Regions from separate parts of the Homo sapiens genome. Here region 2 is linked to region 1. A link is a loop called in an ENCODE intact Hi-C map of the cell type or tissue named here. Cell type or tissue: CD4-positive, alpha-beta T cell. All regions are shown on one strand.

Region 1 (2,500 bases):
AGACAGGAGATACCCACAAACTCCAGGGGGACTCACATGGCCACAGAAGAGGAAGGGCAGGAGAAAGGTGAGGCCCCGCCACATCCAGGACTGGAACCCTTCTGTGGAGAGGAGGGAAGAAAAAGGACCCGCTGAGGGGGTCCGCTGCCCCCACAGCTCCACCAGACGCCCACCCCCAGCCACACCAGTCACCCTAAGATGAGCCAGGGACAGTCACACATGCGGGGGGTCAGCCCTCACCTGTCATAGCTGGGTGGGCATTCACTATGACAATAGCAACCCTGTCACCTGGCCTGACTGCTCTCTCTCTTCAAGCCACCAAGAGCCAGGTGACAACACACAGACACTGGGCGCTATGTTGTTACTAATTTCTTTAATCTGCACAGGGTTTTGCATTTTATAATGAATTTTCACATGCATTAGTTCTATCGAGTCTTGAGACAGGAGGACCTACTTAGGAGAGTAATTTGATGGAAATGACTATGTCAAAAGACAGCAGAGTTGGCCAGGTGCAGTGGCCCACGCCTATAATCCCAGCACGTTGGGAGGCCAAGGTGGGCAGATCACTTGAGGCCAGCAGTTTGAGACCAGCCTGGCCAACAAGGTGAAACCCCATTTCTACTAAAAATACAAAAATTAGCCGGGCGTGGTGGCACATGCCTGTAATCCCAGCTACTCAGGAGGCTGAGGCGGGAGAATCACTTGAACCCGGGAGGCGGAGGTTGCAGTGAATAGAGATCGTGCCACTGCAATGCAGCCTGGGCAAGAGTGAGACTCCGTCTCAAAAAAAAAAAAAAAAAAAAAAAAGATAGCAGAGTTGTATTAAAAACAGTTTCCCCTGAAATTCTCAATGAGGTGTCTCCTCACTTTTCTGGCTGGCACTCCTATGGCTTCAGAGTGAGGCATGTCTCCCCCGTGTACATGCATTTATATACTTATACGTGTTGGTATGTAGACATGTTACACACAAATGGCTAATTTGTGTGTGTGTATTCTAGAACACACACAAAAAAATAGACACTTCCAGAGGCTGAGACAGAGGCCCTGCCCTCGGGGCCTGGTATGCAGCTGGCCTGGCACTTGGCAGCTGAAACAGAATCCAGGATGAATTCTGGAAGGCGCTTCGGATAAAGGGCAGCGGCCTGGCTCCGCTGTATGGGAGGTGCTCGCAGGGCTGCACTCCCGGTGTGGGGAGCTGGCAGGTCCAGTACCTGCCCCGGCTCCAACCCAGGCCCAGCTACTCACCCACTGTGAGATCCAGGTGGTTCCTCTCCCCCAGGGCCCGCAGCCGGTAGAGGCAGCCCCTCTGGTAATAATATTGCAGGAACTGGACGCAGCCTGCAGGGGGAGCACAGCACCTGGGCTCAGGGCCTGGTGTCCCCGGAAGACAGGGCCACACCTCTCTGCCCCAAGCACAGGCTGATGGGTCTTTACTGGGCAGAAGCAGAAAGGGTGCCCTGGTTACAACCCTCTCCCACGCCCACACACCACAAACAGACACACACACTCTGGTCTGAACCTGCTTTAGCCCTTATCCAGAACACAGAGAGAACACAGGTATGTGAGGACCCATCTAAGCCCCAACTAGATTTGAAACTTCTGGAATTTTCCATGCAGTAGACACTCAATAGATGCTTGCTGGAATGCAAGCTATGCCAGTGCTATGTTGGGAGCTCTGTGCAATGCTAAGACACAAGACAGAGTTCCATCCAATGGGATACTTCGTTGTTGCTAAAAATGAGGTGGTAATGACATGAAAAATAGCCATGATAAACTGTTAAAAATTCAAAAGGCAGGTTATAATAGTAAAGCTCTATGTACAGAAAGGTCCCATACTTGTAAAAGATACATAATGTAATACACACATGTATATACCTATTTATGAATAAAAACTTTTGAGAGGACATAGATCTTAACTAACGTCACCTCTAGGGTGGGCTGATATACAATTTCCATTCTTGGCTTTATACATTTGTATTTGTTTGCAAGCAGGTTTTAACTTAAAATGTAGGTTGTAGTATCTGAAAAGTCAATACAGCCAGGCGTGATGGCTCATGCCTGTAATCCCAACACTTTGGGAAGCCAAGGCAGGCAGATCCCTTGAGGCCAGGAGTTCAAGACCAGCCTGGCCAACTGGTGAAATCTCATCTCTACCAAAATACAAAAAGTAACCAGGCATGGTGGCAGGCACCTGTAATCCCAGCTACTTGGCAGGAGAATCGCTTGAACCGGGAGGTGGAGGTTGCAGTGAGCCGAGATCACAACACCGCACTCCAGCCTGGGTGACAGACAGAAACTCCATCTCAAAAAAAAAAAAAAAGAAAGAAACGGTACGGCGTGGTGGCTCATGCCTGTAATCCCAACACTTTGGGTGGCAGAGGTGGGTGGACCACCTGAGGTCAGGAGTTCCAGACCACCCTGACCAACATGGTGAAATCTCATCTTTATTAAAAATAAAAAAAATTAGCTGGGCGTGGTGGTGCGCACCTGTAGTCCCAGC
Region 2 (2,500 bases), 150 kb after region 1:
GATGTGGTGGCGTGAGCCTGTACTCCCAGCTTCTTGGAATGAAGCTGCGGTGATCACACCACTGTCCTCCAACCTAGGCAATAAAGCGAGATCCTGTCTCAAAGAAAAAACAACTAAATAAATAAATGAATCATGGGCCAGGTGTGGTGGCTCATGCTTATAATTCCAACACTTTGGGAGGCCGAGGCGGTAGATCACTTAAGGTCAGGAGTTTGAGACCAGCCTGGCCAACATGGCGAAACTCCGTCTCCATTAAAAATACAAAAATTAGGCCGGGCACGGTGACTCACGCCTGTAATTCCAGCCCTTTCGGAGGCTGAGGCAGGTGGATCACCTGAGGTCAGGAGTTCAAGACCAGCCTGGTCAACATGGTAAAAGCCCATCTCTTCTAAAAATACAAAAATTAGCCGGGCTTGGTGGTGCATGCCTATAATCCCAGCTACTTGGGAGGCTGAGGCAGAAGAAGTGCTTGAACCCGGCAGGCAGAGGTTGGAGTGAGCAGAGATCACGCCACTGCACTGTAGCCTGGGCGACAGAGTAAGACCCTGTGTCAAAATAAGAAAAAATTAGCCGGGCGCGGTGGCTCACACCTGTAATCCCAGCACTTTAGGAGTCCAAGGCGGGCAGATCACGAGGTCTGGAGTTTGAGACCAGTCTGGCCAACATGGTGAAACCCCGTCTCTACTAAAAATACAAAAATTAGTCGAGCGTGGGGGCACACACCTGTAGTCCCAGCTACTTGGGAGGCTGAGGCAGGAAAATTGCTTGAACCCGGGAGGCAGAGGTTGCAATGAGCCGAGATCACACCACTGCACTCCAGCCTGGGTGACAGAGCTAGACTCCATCTCAAAAAAGAAAAAATTAGTTGGGTGTGGTGGCCAGGCCTGTAATCCCAGCTACTCCGGAGGCTGAGGCAGAAGAATTGCTTGAATCCAGGAGGCGAAAGTTGCAGTGAGCCGAGATCCTGCCACTGAACTCCAGCCTGGGCGACAGAGGGAGACTCAGTCTCTCAAAATCAATCAATCAATCAATCACGTCGCTATCACCCCAGGGCCTCCCACTGGCTACTGCCAATGGAAACAGGTTCAATGAACAAAACAATGCAATGTCCTTGGTTCCCAGAAACCCCCAGTTCAGGACTAGGAACACACAACATTTAGCAGCTAAGAGGGCCTGAGGTCTGGAGGGGGAAGAGGCCGGAAGCTGGGAGGAGAGATTTGCTGATTTTAGAGGAACAAAAGGATCTGGGAGTGGTGACTCAGAGGGGGCTTTGGGGTGGTGAGGGTTTCCTTTCCCCAGCTACTATGTCACGCTCCTCACCCCTCTCCTAATATTCTGTGTGGTTTGAATTTCCCCATCTGCACAGATCACAAGTAATAAAAACTTGGGTGGGGTGTCTGGACCATCCCTGCCTCCTGCCCCAGGATCCTAGAGGGGTCCATGGTTACTAACTTTTCCCCACAGTTTTTTTTTTTTTTTTGGTGGTGGGGAGACAGGGGTCTCATTGTGTTACCCAGGCTGCATTCGGACTCCTGGGCTCCACAGGCATGCACCACCAAGCCCGGCTAGAACAATGTTTTCATACCCCTGGCGATGGGAAGCTCACTCCTTCTAGAAGCTGAGCATGTCTGATTGGTTGTCTGATACTTCAAAAGTTGTCCTTGTATGGAGCTGGGGGCAGCTTCCCTGTCAGTCCTTCCTTGTGTCCTGACTCAGAATGCATGAAATCCCTCTGCCAGCCAGCCCTGGTGCCAGCTCCACAAGACATCTGGGAGGCAGCTTTTGTGAGTGATCTTGAAGGTTTTCATGGTCAAAGAATTGGGGTGAAGGAGGCTGGAAACCAAGTGAGACACTGTCAGGGGGCTGGTTACAAAATGCAGAATGGGGTCGGGTTGGTGAGCCCTGGTGTTGGTCTCAGAATGGTTCTCTGACTCTGGAGCTTAGACTATGCCAGGGGAGTGTGAACTCTGTCTCCTTGCTCTCCAGTTTCTGGGCTTATAGTGCTCATTCTTCCTCCCTCCACTCCTACCCCCTCACTGGTCAGAAGTCTTTGTTGGGTCTGAGTTTGTGCCCATGCCTTTAAAAGTGAGAACTTTTTCTGGCCTGGATAAGAAATCTTTGCTGACGACGCGGTGACTCATGCCTGTAATCCCAGCATTTTGGGAGGCTGAGGTGGACGGATCACCTGAGGTCAGGAGTTCGAGACCAGCCTGGCCAGCATGGTGAAACTGCATCTCTACTAAAAATACAAAAATTATCCGGGCATGGTGGCACATGCCTGTAATCCCAGCTATTCAAGAGGCTGAGGCACAAGAATCACTTGAACCCAAGAGGCGGAGGTTGCAGTGAGCTGAGATCACACCATTACACTCCAGCCTGGGCCATAGAGTAAGACTCTATTTAAAAAAAAAAAAAAAGAAAAAAAGAAATCTTTGCCAACCACAAGGTCACGAAGATATTCACCTGTGTTTTCTTTTAAAAGTTTTAGGCCAGGCATGGT

The links. Peaks named below come from ENCODE experiments on the same cell type or tissue, not always from the same donor. Only the 100,000 strongest peaks of a DNase experiment are listed, where the experiment ranks them.
Region 2: it touches region 1 in a loop (27-fold over the local background); 3 of 110 quality-filtered maps call a loop at or near these places.

What each region holds. Positions count from the first base shown.
Region 1 is chr12:121,772,259-121,774,758 of GRCh38, reverse strand. It overlaps TMEM120B (transmembrane protein 120B), which reads right to left. Exons shown (of 12, transcript NM_001080825.2): 9 at 1,246-1,338; 10 at 37-101. Among named protein-coding and RNA genes, the nearest start is that of RHOF, 20 kb to the left of the region's middle. RefSeq lists a silencer at 1,428-1,477. In CD4-positive, alpha-beta T cell, CTCF peaks have their summits at 1,141 and 1,341 (motif pointing right); a DNase peak (open chromatin) is centred at 1,358.
Region 2 is chr12:121,619,240-121,621,739 of GRCh38, reverse strand. No RefSeq gene overlaps it. Among named protein-coding and RNA genes, the nearest start is that of KDM2B, 39 kb to the right of the region's middle. RefSeq lists an enhancer at 1,082-1,376. In CD4-positive, alpha-beta T cell, no CTCF peak of the experiment used is centred here; a DNase peak (open chromatin) is centred at 1,267.